Linked DNA regions of Homo sapiens: region 1 is linked to region 2. Evidence: chromatin loops called from intact Hi-C (ENCODE). Cell type or tissue: HCT116. All regions are shown on one strand. Each heading gives the region's core, and the rest is flanking DNA. Links, peaks and the distances in the headings are about the cores only.

Region 1 (7,643 bases), core at 914-5,913, 120 kb before region 2:
CCGAATTCAGGCCCTGGGTGAGCCAGAGGCAGGTTTGAGCCCCAGCTCCGCCTCTCATGGGGACCCCTCTGTGGGGACCCTCACACCACCTGCAGGTGACCTCAGTGGGGTCGCCATTTTCTCTGTGAACACACTGCTGGGACATGTCGAAGAGGGGCAGGGTGTGGGTTTCTGGTGCCACTCCCTCACTAGGATGAAGAGGTTTCCTTTCTTTCTACTTTGGTGACCAGCTCATTTTGGTTTTGAAAGCAACAACCTGCCCACCTTTGTGGTGCTATCAGAGACGGGGGGTGGCAGGCCTGGGGGCTGGGCCTGGCTCTGCCTGGGTGCCTGGACACCGGCCCTTTCCTGAGCCTCAGTTTCCCAATCTGTCCAGTGAGGTGGGCTGGGCTCTATGCCAGGCACAAGTCATCTGTCCTCCGTCCCCACTCCCAGCTCCTGAGGCAGGACGCTGTCACCTCTGTGTTGCACATGAGAAACTGAGGCTCAGAGGCAGTGACGTCCCCAAGGCTGTGTGGCTTGGCAGTGTTGGACCCAGGAATTGAACCAGGGTCTGTCTGTGCTCATAAACCCCACACCCTTGGCCCTCTAAGTGTCTTGTCACTCATGGCTACAAGGGACAAACCAGGGGGTGCAATCGAGCGACTGGGTTGGCTCACCAGGAGCCAACCACGGGCCTCCTCCTCCCACTGTCCCACCCCCAGGGCCAGCACTATGAGGAGGAGAAGCGTGCGCTGAGCCACGAGATTGTTGCCCTCAACAGCCATCTGCTAGAAGCCAAGGTGACCATCGACAAGCTGTCAGAGGACAACGTGAGTGCCGCACACACTTGGCCCATGGAAGACTGCCGGTGGGCCTAGGCGAGGGCTTCCCAGGATGCACTGGGAGTCACATTCTGACTCTGAAGGGTCCTGAGCTCAGCTGCTTTGGCCCCAGCCTCAAGGGGCTGGTGCAGGGTACAGGTGGATGGACAGGCTGGTCAGGGCTTTGAGAAGGACCTGCTGCAGTTGGGGAAAGATGGTGCTGTCTCATTGAGGACGCCAAGGGTGTCCTTAAACAGACCCTCTGCTGTAAGGACTTGAGCTAGGGGATGCGGGGCCATATTATCCCATTCAAGGCAAGGCTTCCTGATCCCAAGGTGGGGTCATGGCCACTCAGGACTCCTGCCCTTGGCCAGTCCCAGTGTTGCATCACAGCCGTGTGGCTGCCCATGGGGCCTAATTTCAGGGACCCTGTGAGATGGGCCCAGTTGCCCTCCACAGACCCTGGACAGCTGCCTCTGCATTCACGAATTAGCTTCTACCTTGCCAGACCCTACTAGGCTCCAAGATGATGGTGTGAACAACACAGGCAAAAAAAAAAACAAAAAAAAAAACACCTCTGGCCACGTGGAGTTCACATCTGAGTGGGGCAAACTCTGGGGTATGTTAGAAGTGTGAAATGCTATAGAGAAACAGAAAGCGAAGAACGGTACCAGGGAGTCGCCAGCTGCAGGGCCTGCAGATTTCAAGAGGGTGCTTCTGGAAGGGGCTGCTGTGCCAGGACCTGAGGGAGTGAAGGAGCCAGCCATGCAGACATCCGTGGGAGAAGCATTGCTTCCAGGCAGAAGCAACCGTGGTGTGCAGCTGTACCTGGTTAACTCGGAGGATCCCAAAGGGGCCAAGGAGCGCCCAGCGGGAGGGGGAGCCAGGGTCTGAGGTCAGAAAGACCATAGGAGGCAATGTTGTAGAGGCTCCTCCCAGAAACCTGGGCTTTATTCTGAGTGCAGTGGGGAGCCATGGAGGGTTCTGAAAACAGAGGAGCAACGTGATTGCACGTGCAGCTTCCCAGGGCTCACGTGGCTGCCATGCTGGAAACAGGCTGTAGGGACGAGGACAGGAGCAGGAAGATCAGGAGGAGGCCAGGACCATAGTCCAAAAGATGATGGTGGCTCAGATGACGGTGGAACTGGGCAGAGGGCTGGGATTCTGGTTGTGTTTTGAAAATAGAATCAACAGGACTAACCAAGATTTAGGATGTGGGTTGTTAGAAGAAGAGCTGAGTCCAACCCAGCTACAGGATTCAGAGCCCAAACAAAAGGAGTTGCCTGCCATTTCCTGGCTGGGGACAGCTGGGGAGGGACAGGAGCTGGGTGGGAGATGCACAGGACCCCTTGGAGCGGAGATGTCACCAGGGCAGCAGGAGGCCCGGGTCTGGAGTTGAGCGTGAAGGCCGGCATGCCGGCGGAGACTGCCCAGGCAGCATGCAGATGAGAAGCAGGGAGGCCCCAGGACGGAGTAGGGACCAGCAAGGATGCCTGGGAGGGAGTGGCCAGTAGGCTGGGGGACACCAGGCGAGTATGGTGGCCCAACAACCACTTGAGAAGGGGGCTGCAGTCAATGCCCTGGCCGGCTGGCTTGCCAGCTGCTGAGAGACCAGGTCAGAGGGCCAAGGAGAGGCATTGGGATTTGGGGAACTGGAGGTCGGTGGTGGAGTGGAGCGGTGGTTCCAGACACAGGCCACCCTTCTAAGGAGTGTGGCTCTAACAGGAGGACAGGAGGACATGGGCTCGGGACAGGAGGTGCTTCTTAACGTGACAAGGCCAGGCCCCTTACCTAAGTGGACACTAGTCCTGGGGCCCTCTCTGCAGGGTTGGTGCACATGAGGAAACTAAGGCATGGCCAGCTTGAGTGGTTTCCCAGGTGACCCAGGTGGTGTCTCGCAGACGGAGCCAGAACTCAACCTCGGGACTCCGACTCCAGCAGCCCCGGGCCCTGGGTGGCCAGAGTGCTTGCCTCCACCTGTTCGCTCTGCCAGAGTGTCCCGTGAGCATTTCCTCCCCGAGCCAGCAGCTGCGGCTGCTCAGGAAAGGCTCCCAGCTGTCCCAGAGCTGGCCACCTCAGACATGGACAGCCCAGGGGCTTGGGTACTCAGCCAGGTGCCCCAGGGGCTATGGGCATGGCACCGGCTTCCCAGTGGCAGCCACTCCTGGCTGTGGCTGGTGGGGCTCAGTGGCAGACCTGGGCTGGCTGGGCAGTGCCTGCAGCCCTCTGGTGCCAGGGGCAGCCGGTCGACTGGGGTCATACAAGGGGTCAGTTCTCAGCTCTCAGGCAGCCGTGCTGTTCTGTTCCTAGGAGGCCCAGGGAGGCACTGAGAGGGGTTTGGCGACTCCGACGCCCTCCACCGTGTAGGCCAAGTTGGGGGCACCAGCCTTCAGTGAGGGAGGCTCCAGGGCCGTGGTGGGGGGACAGAAAGGTGCCTGTGTCAGAGACAGCCTTGCCTGGACAGCAGGATGCCTGGTGCTGGCTGGGTTGGGACTGTGGCCAGCCCTTGCCAGGAGCAGCCATGGGGCAGCTCAGGTGGGTCACTGGGCCTCCGGGCCACCCCAGGGCTAGCTGTCAGAGCCCTCGCAGTGGGGACCCCGGAGGGGCGGGAATGCAAGCCCCAAACACAGGCACATGCAACAGAGATTTTCAGTGGCGAAGCCACACCCCTTGAGTCCTACTGTTTGCATCTGTTTTCAGCTCAGGAGGCTGAGCCAGCGCCCGCCTGGGCCTGAGGTCACACACCTGCCCAGTCCCTGCCCAGCCCTGCAGCCACACTGTTTCCAAACCACACTCTGGGAAGAGGGTTGTGAGCAGCAAGTCTGAAGTGCGGGGTGGAAGGTGCTGGGGGTTCATCCTGCCTCCCATTCCTGCCTGGCACTCCCACCCCGTCATCTTTGGAAGGACGCCGAGAGCCTGAGGGACAGGGACAGGGAGACCAGGCCTGCTCTACGAGCCTGGGGGAGCTCAGGGCCATTGGGGCTCCTTCTTCTACCACTGCCCCCCACCTTGTGGGAGGTTCCCATCTTGGCAGTGCTCAAGGGCACCAGCTAGGGCAGCGGCAGGGCCCTCCATGCTCCGGCAGCCCCAGGTCAGAAAGAGGCTCTCATTTTGCAGGCAAGAGTGTGGAGGCCAGAGAGGGCCGGAGCCAGCAGTGGGTCCTTGTCCTGCTGAGCGCACAGCAGGCCCTGTGCACACCACTGCCCCCGCTGGCCACTTGGCGCTGGTCAGGGCGGCGGGGCCTTGGCTGGGGTGAATGGCGCCAAACGCCTTCTCTTGTCTTTTAGGAGCTCTATAGGAAGGACTGCAATCTAGCGGCCCAGCTGCTGCAGTGCAGCCAGACCTACGGCAGGGTCCACAAGGTGTCTGAGGTAACGTGGCCCCGCAGCCAGGCCCACCCCGCCCCGGGACCACCGGGCTCCTTTTGTGCCAGTGCTACCCCAAAGCCATTTCCCATCTTTGAGGAGGAAGATGCCAGCTGAGCCTGAGCCTCCTCTGTCCCCCTCGCTCCTGTGGGGTCATGACATTGGAGGGGCCGCCAAAGGCACCCCACCTCACGCAGCCGGGCAGCCCCTGGCCCTCACCAGAGTCCCTTTGGCCCACCCCGGCTGCTGGTTGCCCTCGGTTTCCTTTGGGGGGCTGCTCCAGGTCCTTGCTTCCACTGAGCGCTGACACGGCAGAGTGACCTTTGTGGAGCTTCGCAGGAGCCTGTGGCTGGGCACGATGACCGGCAGTGCCTATTTCAGAAAGAAAACATTCAGGAAAGAGGGCGTGGCTGAGGCCACGTGGCAGGCAGGTAGCAGAGCCAGGACCCAGAACCAGGCCTGTCTGATGCCAAGGGCAGATGGGCCAGAGGCCCACCCCTGCCCGCCTATGGTCGCCGCACCCTGCGCACCCCGTCCCCCGACCCTCCCCTCACATGCAATCTCCCAGCCAGGCCTGTGCGTTCCTTTCCCCTGGTCCTGGGCCATGCCTGAGACACTCACAAAATAGATCAAACAGTAGCGGGACACCCCCACATGGCACCAGGCGCTCTCAGCCCTGGCCCTCAATCTTTGTTGCATCTGAGTCTGTCTTCTTCAGGAGCGCTCCAGCAGCATGACTGGGGGGCTGGGGAGTGGGTCATGCCCCCAGTAGAACCCACAGAACCCACGGGCCTGGGAGAGCAAGTCAACCCCTCGCTGGGCACAAAATGGGTGGGGTGGGGGTGGCGGGGGGTGGAGCCTTGAGTGGGGCCTGAATCAGACCTGGGTTCCGGCTTCTCCAGGCGACTGCAGCTTCTGGGCTCTCCTGGGCCCAATCAGAGTGGGGTGGGGAGAGGTGACCCAGGATCCCCAGGCAGTCACAGCACCCACACCCCTGGGAGCTTGTTCAGTACAGCGTCCTGGATCCAGGCTCCCCCTGGTGTGATTTGAGAAGCCGGGAGGCCCCCGTTCGTCTGTCTGCCTGTCGGTCATGGCTAACATCAGTCCTCAGCTTCAGGGCCAGGGCTGGGCTGCCATGCTAACAGTGACCCTGTACCCGCCGTCCCCCTCCTCGCACCCGTTCCAGCTGCCCTCGGATTTCCAGGAGCGCGTGAGCCTGCACATGGAGAAGCACGGCTGCAGCCTGCCATCCCCGCTCTGCCACCCGGCCTACGCCGACAGCGTCCCCACCTGCGTCATTGCCAAGGTGCTGGAGAAGCCGGACCCCGCCAGCCTGTCCTCCCGCCTGTCCGATGCCTCCGCCCGCGACCTGGCCTTCTGCGACGGGGTGGAGAAACCAGGCCCGCGGCCCCCCTACAAGGGAGACATCTACTGCAGTGACACAGCCCTCTACTGCCCGGAGGAGCGGCGGCGAGACCGGCGGCCTAGCGTGGACGCGCCCGTGACCGACGTGGGCTTCCTGCGGGCCCAGAACTCCACTGACAGCGCGGCCGAGGAGGAGGAGGAGGCCGAGGCGGCGGCCTTCCCGGCGGGCTTCCAGCATGAGGCCTTCCCCAGCTACGCAGGCTCACTGCCCACGTCCAGCTCCTACTCCAGCTTCAGCGCCACGTCGGAGGAGAAGGAGCACGCGCAGGCCAGCACGCTGACCGCGTCGCAGCAGGCCATCTACCTGAACAGCCGCGACGAGCTCTTCGACCGCAAGCCACCCGCCACCACCTACGAGGGCAGCCCTCGCTTTGCCAAGGCCACGGCCGCGGTGGCGGCCCCGCTGGAGGCCGAAGTGGCCCCAGGCTTCGGGCGGACCATGTCACCGTACCCGGCCGAGACCTTCCGCTTCCCGGCCTCTCCGGGTCCCCAGCAGGCCCTGATGCCCCCAAACCTGTGGAGCCTGCGGGCCAAGCCGGGGACCGCCCGGCTCCCCGGGGAGGACATGAGGGGCCAGTGGCGTCCCCTGAGCGTGGAGGACATCGGCGCCTACTCCTACCCCGTGAGCGCTGCCGGCCGCGCCTCACCCTGCAGCTTCTCTGAACGCTACTACGGCGGGGCCGGGGGCAGCCCGGGCAAGAAGGCCGACGGCCGCGCCAGCCCGCTCTACGCCAGCTACAAGGCCGACAGCTTCTCCGAGGGGGACGACCTCTCCCAGGGCCACCTGGCAGAGCCCTGCTTCCTGCGGGCGGGCGGCGACCTGAGCCTCAGTCCCGGCCGCTCGGCTGACCCACTGCCCGGCTATGCACCCAGCGAGGGGGGGGACGGGGACAGGCTCGGGGTGCAGCTGTGTGGGACCGCCAGCAGCCCTGAGCCCGAGCAGGGTTCCAGGGACTCCTTGGAGCCGAGCTCCATGGAGGCCTCCCCGGAAATGCATCCTGCCGCCCGCCTCAGCCCCCAGCAGGCCTTTCCGCGGACTGGTGGCTCGGGGCTGAGCCGCAAGGACAGCCTCACCAAGGCCCAGCTCTACGGAACCTTGCTCAACTGAGCGCCTGCGTGCAGGCCTGGCCGTGGTTCGCTCCCCGCCAGCCCACGTGCCCCAGAAGGGCCGGCCTCACCTCTCCCCAGCCCCCGCTGTTCCCCTGCCCCGGCCAACAACGAGGAGTCTGTTCCTCCCCGCACCTCCTCTCCTCCCCAGCCCTGTAGGCCTGAGGGGAGGGTCCCCCACACCACGGTGTCCACCCGGCCCCGGCCCGTGGAACTCCACTTAGAGCGTTTTTCACGCGTCCTTCCCCCATGTGAGAGGAGCATCCCCCCTTTTATAAAGCGAAACTATTTTTATAGAGAAAAAGGGTCTTTCTTAACGCACTTGGCCTCCAGCTCCCTGGACGGCTGCCTTGGCGTTTTCAACACAAAGCTCCTTTATTTTTTGGGCGAGGGTGCGTGGGGCCTGCCCCTTGGAAGGGAAGGGAAGGACGGTGTCCTGTGGAGACCAGACTCTGCAAGTGGGGAGACCACCCCCGCAAGCCAGTGACAAGGGAGCCCTGAAGTTGTGTCCACGAAGAGGGAGCTGAAACAAATTCGGGGCTATGAAGTGTTTTAAAAATCCATTCTTCGCAGTGTGGCCACCACACCGCCCTGAGCCCTCCCACGGCCCATCGTCCCGGGTGGGCCGGGATGATGCCCCAGTGCGGCCGGTGCTCATCTCCGCCCCCGGGTCCGCCCCCTGACACCGTCTTACTCTACCTCAGACATGAGGAGGCCCTCCATTCCTGGTTTCTGTAGCTTGCATTCTTGTTGTCTCTGATGCATGCCCTGCCAGTTAGTACTGTATTTTGCATTCATTAATAAAAGACACCGGTGGAAAGAATCTGGGTTGGGCTGTTTCTCCTCCTCCTGCCTTTTGGTCTCGGGAACCTGGGGTCCCTGGTGTCCCTCCCCAGCCTTGCTCTCTGCAGCCGAGTTGGGCCCCTTAACCCCACTTCACACC
Region 2 (7,643 bases), core at 1,807-6,806:
TGTGGCTCACAACCCCCTGCTGCATATGGTAAGTGCTCAATAAACCTCCCTTTGCAAGACTGACTGGGGGACCAATAAGCCCAGGAAGATTCTGTCCCCTTCTCTGGTTCATAGGAATCAAGGAGAGAGCAAAGGATATTTTCTAACCCAAGGGACTCTGTGAACTTGAAACACAGGGATGAAAGACTATCCCATTAATAAGAAAGAGGAGCTCTTTCCTAGTCCTGATGCCTACTCTTCCTCTTCTCTGTCTGGACACTGTTAAAATTCCAGTTTTGGCCGAATGGAATGTCACAAACACAGGCAGTTGCAGACGAGGGACATGCAGGAAAAATAATCATATTTCTTCTTATAATGACCCAAATGCAGGAGATACACTGTTTCAGCAGACAGAAATAAAAAGACTCATCCAGCCAGAGGTAAGAAAGGAAGACTGAGATGAGGAAAGCATAGCATAGACAAAGGCCAGCAACATCCAGGACAGTGGGACAGAAAGATGCAAACAGCCAGGGTCGCTCACAGCATGGCTTCACCTGGGTCCAGCCCTGGACTCTCTCTCAAGTCTCCTGTTCCCTGAGACAAACGAGTCTCTCTCCACCTGTTGAAGCCACTCGAGTTGGGTTTCCTGTTATCTGCAGCCTCATACACTCCTAGCTAATACAGTGGTGAACACCACATCATGGGACAGCTGGGCATCTTTATTTTCCTTTTTCTACCTTTTTCTGTTCTTCAAATATTATTACTATAAGAAGATTTTAATATATTTTTAAAAAGTTATTCTTAGTCTTGGCTAGCAATTCCAACCCTAGCAATAGAGTCTAAGAAACTAACTGCACAGAAGCTAAATATTATGTACATAAAGATGATCACTGCAGCACTGCCTATAAAACAACAATAAAAAACCTGCTGGAATAAAAAGCTCAATGTTCAGCAACAGGGATACAACTAGCAAATTGTGGTACAACCACATGATAGAAGATGACTATCCTGAAGGCTGTAAAAACAGGGATACTGAGCTTTAAAAACAGGATCCAAAATGATATATGAAAAATCCCTATAGAACGATAAAAAAAAAATGTGCTTACAAGTGAAAGGTAAAACACAAACCAAAAGTTACTTGCTGTGGGCCTGGAGGTCCAAGCCAGTGGAGGGAAGTGGGGGAAGGGGTTGCCAGGGCCTGCGGCCCATGTGCAGATGGGGGCTGTGGAGGCAGTGAAGGCCTCCTTGCCCAGGAGACAGTAGCTTCCAGGCTTCCAGATGCCCCTGGAGATCCAGGCAACTAGGCCTTGTGAGGGGCCTACAGGGTGGGAGGCTGCTCATAGCCACAGTTACAGACTGACCACCAGGTGGGCCCTGCGAGCACCCGTTCACTCCCAGGTCCACTCTCACACAAGCCCAAGGCAATGGGGCAACCTGATACAAAGAACCCAGGGGAAATTCCACATCATGTGCCCCTGCATACCAAATTCTTTAGAAAAGACAATTTCCCATTAATTTCAAATGTGCGTGTTCTCTGGGGATTTAATACAGGGGGAGTTTCTAAGCATTTGCATCTCTGTCCCATAATATAAAGCATGGGCCAGGGGCATGAACTGCCTGTGTTCACAACATCATCCTATTTGTGACAGATTAGATAGATTAGACGCGAGGTTCCACCTTCCTACCTGTGATCTTTCTCTGCTATAAAAACAACTCTTGATGTCAGTGTCTGAAATTACTTGCTCAAAATTATAATTATTATATTAATGTGGCTAACTGTAAAACTATACCTCGGCTTTCTAAATGAAAACACCAGGCTGCCAAAACTTCTAGAATAATTTAAACTAGTAATGTGATAAAGACTATTACATCTCCAAAGACATTACCATAGAATTTTCCCCCCATCTCAACAAGAAAAGATGCTGGACTATATTGGAAGCCTCTGTGAATTGCCTAATTATAGTTAATAAGGTCATCATCTGCTCATGAAATAGCCTTTTCTGTTTTCCAACAGAGCATTCAACAATTCTAAACACTGTTCATCTGAACACTCCCCGAGAAAGCTATCACATCACAGGGTAGACAGCAGGAGAAGGAAGAAAGAGGTAGGCGGAAGGAGCGAGGCCCCAGGAAGCCGCAGAGAGACCCCTGTGGAGACGGGAAATAAATTTTTTTTTTTTTTTTTTTTGTGATGGAGTCTTGTTCTGTCGCCCAGGCTGGAGTGCAGTGGCGTGATCTCGGCTCACTGCAATCTCCGCCTCCAGAGTTCAAGCAATTGTCCTGCCTCAGCCTCCCAAGTAGCTGTGATTACAGGTGTGCACCACCACACCTAGCTAATTTTTTTTGTATTTTTAGTAGAGATGGGGTTTCCCCATGTTCGCCAGACTGGTCTCAAACTCCTGACATCAGGTGATCGCCCACCTTGGACTCCCAAAGTGCTAGGATTACAGGCGTGAGCCACCACGCCCGGCCTAGAAATAGAACTTACTTAGAGCCCATCATTTCAAGGCCAGGGTCTCAGGTGAGACAATGGGAGTCACAGGAATTGTGGGTGTAGGGACCACTCCACACCCCTGCCTGGCAACCTGAGTCCAATGCCAGGTCCCTCCCGGAGTAGGTGTGGCGTGAGTAGGACCCCCCCCCGCCACCGCCACCCCAAACTCCCAGGGATGTCCCATAAACTCACCTTAGCATAGACCCTGACCGTTGTGGCTGAGACTGGCAGGCTGCACTACTGTGCTGTTGTGCAAATTTTTCACCTTTTTTTTTTTTTTGAGACGGAGTCTCGCTCAGTCGCCAGGCTAGAGTGCAGTGGCACAATCTTGGCTCACTGCAACCTCTACCTCCCGGGTTCAAGCAATTCTCCTGCCTCAGCCTCCCAAAAGTAGCTGGGACTTGTACAGGTGTGCACCACCACGCCCAGCTAATTTTTGTATTTTTAGTAGAGAAGGGGTTTCACCGTGTTGGCCAGGATGGTCTCCATCTCTTGACCTCGTGATCCGCCCACCTCGGCCTCCCAAAGTGCTGGGATTACAGGCATGAGCCACGGTGCCCGGCCAAATTTTTCACTTTCAATAGTTGCATGAAAGTCAGAAAGGCCAGTGCTAGGTGACATTGTGTGTATCATGTACAAAATCACAGGCAGTGTGGATATAAGACGTAAGAAGGCAGGGCACAGTGGCTCATGCCTGTTATCCCAGCACTTTGGGAGGCTGAGTGGGGGGTGTGGATCACGAGGTCAGGAGTTCGAAACCAGTCTGATCAACATGGTGAAACCACATCTCTACTAAAAGTACAAAAATTAGCCAGGCGTGGTGGTTGGTGCCTGTAATCCCAGCTACTCAGGAGGCTGAAGCAAGAGAATTGCTTGAACCCAGGAGGCAGAGGTTACAGTGAGCTGAGATGGTGCCACTGCACTCCAGCCTGGGCGACAGAGCGAGCCTCCGTCTCAAAAAAAAAAAAAAGACATAAGCAAACTAAGAACAACCTTCATGAGAACCTATGAGCACATGCACAAGAGCCTAAGTAGCCAGGCCAGGGCAGGAGGAACAGGGGCAGCATGACACGCCTGTCCACAACAGAAACGATGGAAGGCTAGGAACAGCTCAGGGTCACTGCAGCCAGGAAGAAGTCAGGCAGAAAATGCGATGTCAGCCCTGTGTCTGTCTTGCAGACCAATCACACAGTATCAAAGTAAGGGCGATTTGTGCAGCTGTATTCCTGACTCACTCTCCAGAGCCTCACTGGCAGAGACAACAAGGAAAAGGCTCGGTCTCTAGCACCCCCATCCGCAAGCAGAGGTAATGCTCAGGCAGCTCTCTCCCTCCCTGGAGGAGGAAGGTGACTCGCAGTAGCCTCAGAACTGGAAAGGGGAGCCACCAGGGAAGAGTGGCTGGAGCAACCAGCCTGGCTGCTCAGGGTCTTAACAGGATGGTGGGGGTTGGAAGGGGCACCTAGGTCATGGGAAAGAGCCTGGCCCCACACATGGCTCCATCTCCCTGCACCCTCGCCTGACCACCTTGGATCTGAGATACTCAGTCCCACAAATCCCTGAGTGGCTGGGAGACTGAGAAGTCTGCAAAGCATGTGGCATGTGCCAAGTGTCCTACTAAGCAGCTCCTCCAGGTACGGCTGCCTCTCTCCCTGAGCTAGTGTCAGCACCAGGCCTGGCACAGGAGACACGCACAAGTAACAGATGGTGAGGAGATGAGCGGAGGACTCTGGCCATGCCACACACAGCACAGCAACCCTAGGCCCATAGAGAAGGGAGGGGCAGGGCCCAGGCTCGGCTCACCAAAGCTTGGCCCCTGGCCTGTGGTAGTTGGATTGCCCCTGGAGGGACTCTTTCTCCCAAAGCCATATAATTCTGTTGAGTCACTAGTTTTCAGGAATACTGTGACTTCTGAATCATCCACGCAAGATCTCACCCCTGGGCTAAGATGGGCCTTCCAGACCAAGGTTTGTGAGGGTGACTCTCCCTGGGAAAGGTATTGACACATTTTCTCCTCAGTTCAAATCAAGTACCTCATGACTGTGAAGTTACTGGGTCCCATAAGTGAGCCCCAAGTGCCTGCTACAGAAAAGTACCCTACAGTCAGTAACGAGCACCAAGCTTCTCCCTGGGCATCTGGGGACGATGGTCCAGTGCTCCCTCCCCAGTGAGCCCAAAGACAGAACACTGCCGGGGCACAGCCCAGGTGCACATGGTGCTACAGCAACACAGGCCACACTGCCATTTATGCAGTCTGGAGACAAGGGAGAAAGGCAACCTCAAGGAATGGGTACAGAGAGAAGGGGACCCTTGAGCCAAGTCCAGGGGGATAAGGAAGACTTTGCCTGAAAAGAAGGAAGGAAAGGGAAAAGGCCTAAAAGGGTGTGTCATGTTTGGGAAAGAGCTGGAAAGAATTCAAGGCACACAGCAGGCAGTTTGTGATAGGAACAGAAATCGGGGCAGGGTGAATGGGCCGGTGACATGGGTTGGTTTGCATCCCGTACTGTTTGGGCTGCAACCTGTATTGTAGTATGAGGGCAAACAGCAAAGTTTTTACATCAAGGAATGACAATCAGAGTTGAGAATACGTAATAATAGAAATTACAACAGCAGTAGTCACAATTTGGGCATCTACGATTACCAGGAACTATACCAGGCACTTCCCTTGTACTGCCTCTTACTCTTAAAACAACCATGAAAATGAATACCCTTCACAGGGAGAAACCAAACGGCAGCGAGGAATGAGATGAATTTGATAAAGAACTACCTCTAAGTAGAGAAGTCACAACTCAGTGGCTGATTGGACAGCAGAGGCTGAATGACACGTGCTCTGTGAGGGCTAGAACCATATCTGGCTTCCCACTCTATCTGCTGCCCCTGGACCTGACACCTACTAGGTGCTCAGTAAAGATTCAGGTGGCAGTGCACTGACAGAGATGCAGAAGAAAAGAAGGACAGCGGCAGAGCAGGGAGGACACCAGCTGTGCCAATCGTGCTTGGCAACCAGAGGCACTGTCATGAACTGTGTGGGCTTTGAGACAGTACTCTGCTAGCAAACTACCAAGTTAGCCTGCCACAGCTTCATACATACTAGCAGAAGGCATGAGATCCCTGGGTCAGAGACTGAAAACAGTTTATTACTCACAGCAGTAGTAGTAGCCAGGGTAACACTGCTGCACCAGTTCCCTAAGCCCCAGTTCCCATAGCGATCCCATGAAGGCAAGGTGTTACCTGTACACACAGTGGGATGCATTACAGAGAGGAGTCCTGACATTAGGATGCCCCAATCTTATATAAGCAGCTGCTGGTAAACCTGCCCAACCTCTGCTCCTAAGGGAGACATTGTCTTTGTTATCCTGGAATAAAAATAAATCTGTTCCAGATAGAGATGCTGTCTCTACTCTCCAAGGCTGCTTGCTATTCAAACATCCTTGAAAAGACAGGCCAGAGCAAATCAGCTGTTCGTGGCTTGCTCAGAAGACTGTGCAGAAATATGACAGACCCATGGAGAATTGTGCAGGTACTGTGCACATACGACCAGCATGCCTACGTACCTCCCATACACATATGACTTTAGACTGCCTATTGCCCATCTGAGCCATTTCCTCCCCTTCTCTGGTTAGTTTAGAAATAAAACTAATATTTCTTTGCCTGTCTTGCTGGACAGAATAGAAGTGAGCCTCAGAGAAATTAAGTTAACATGCTCAAAGCTTCCTGGGTCTTCTCTTTTCCATGAGTAGCACCATCTCATCCTTAGTAGCTTAAGCCAAAACCTGAAATCATCTTTGACTCCCAACATCATCCAGTTCATCACCAAGCTTCAGTCATCCTGTCCCCAACCATCCGTGAGAGCTAGCCCCTTCACTGTCCCCATCATCCTCAGCAAGCACTGGCCTTGCTCACCTGACAGCTGCCTCTGCCCCCTTGCTGCTCCCCCTGCTCTCACCCCAGCCCCTCGTGACCTATTCTCCATCTAGAAATAAAGGGACCTTTTTTTCTTCTTTTTTTTTTTTTTGAGATGGAGTCTTGCTCTGTCACCCAGGCTGGAGTGCAGTGGCGCGATCTCGGCTCACTGCAAGCTCCGCCTCCCGGGTTCACGCGATTCTCCTGCCTCAGCCTCAATAAAGGGAACTTTTAAAGATGTAAATAAGATGGTGTCACCTCGTTGCTCAAAGCAGGTGGTTTCTTACAAAGCTGAATACACAATTACCATATGAGCCTGCAGTTCCACTCCCAAATATGTACCTAAGAGAGATGAAAACATGTCCAGTCCACACCAACATTCATTTAAGAACTACCTCTAGGCGGCCGGGTGCGGTGGCTCATGCCTGTAATTCCAGCACTTTGGGAGGCCAAGGCGGGCAGATTACCTGAGGTCAGGAGTTCGAGACCAGCCTGGCCAACATGGGGAAACCCTATCTCTACTAAAAATACAAAAATTAGCCGGGCATGGTGGCATACGTCTATAATCCCAGCTACTCGGGAGGCTGAGACAGGAGAATTGCTTGAGCCTGGGAGGCGGAGGCTGCAGTGAGCCGAGATTGCACCACTGCACTCCAGCCTGGGTGACAGAGCAAGACTGTCTCAAAAAAAAAAAAAAAAAAAGAACTACCTCTAGGCTGGGCGCGGTGGCTCATGCCTGTAATCCTAGCACTAGCACTTTGGGAGGCCAAGGCAGGCGGATCACGAGGTCAGGAGTTCAAGACGAGCCTGGCCAACATAGTGAGACCTCGTCTCTACTAAAAATACAAAAATATTAGCCAGGCGTGGTGGTGCACGCCTGTAGTCCCAGCTACTAGGGAGGCGGAGGCAGAAGAATCACTTGAACCCAGGAGGCAGAGATTGCAGTGAGCCAAGATTGCACCACTGCACTCAAGCCTGAGTGACAGAGTGAGACTCTATCTCAAAAAAAAAAAAAAATGAACTACCTCTAACGGCTCACTAGAAACAAATCAAATGTGTCCATCAACAGAAGAATGGATAAACAAATTCTGGTATTTTCATGCAATGGAATACTACTCAGCAATAAAAAGGGATAAATGGCTGAACGTGGATGAATCTCAAAAACATTCTGTTAAGTGAAAGAAGTCAGACACTAAAGGCTACGCCCTGCATGATTCCATTTACATATTTCATTCTAGAACAGGAAAAACTATTGGGTTGGTGCAAAAGT

What was found. A loop is a pair of places that touch in the nucleus more often than their neighbours do. Peaks named below come from ENCODE experiments on the same cell type or tissue, not always from the same donor. Only the 100,000 strongest peaks of a DNase experiment are listed, where the experiment ranks them.
Region 1: it touches region 2 in a loop (2.3-fold over the local background); 4 of 110 quality-filtered maps call a loop at or near these places.

Annotation. Positions count from the first base shown.
Region 1 is chr14:100,537,027-100,544,669 of GRCh38, reverse strand. It overlaps BEGAIN (brain enriched guanylate kinase associated), which reads left to right. Exons shown (of 7, transcript NM_001385089.1): 5 at 705-812; 6 at 4,091-4,174; 7 at 5,355-7,523. The coding sequence ends at 6,701. LOC124903382 (a long non-coding RNA gene) reads right to left here and starts at 6,698. Exons shown (of 2, transcript XR_007064334.1): 1 at 5,459-6,698; 2 at 1,727-4,540. In HCT116, for the core only: CTCF peaks have their summits at 3,829 and 4,028; no DNase peak of the experiment used is centred there.
Region 2 is chr14:100,413,746-100,421,388 of GRCh38, reverse strand. All of the region lies in intron 2 of WDR25 (WD repeat domain 25), which reads right to left. Among named protein-coding and RNA genes, the nearest start is that of WDR25, 41 kb to the right of the region's middle. RefSeq lists enhancers at 758-1,257, 1,258-1,759. In HCT116, for the core only: a CTCF peak has its summit at 3,765; a DNase peak (open chromatin) is centred at 3,718; H3K27ac peaks cover 1,609 bases.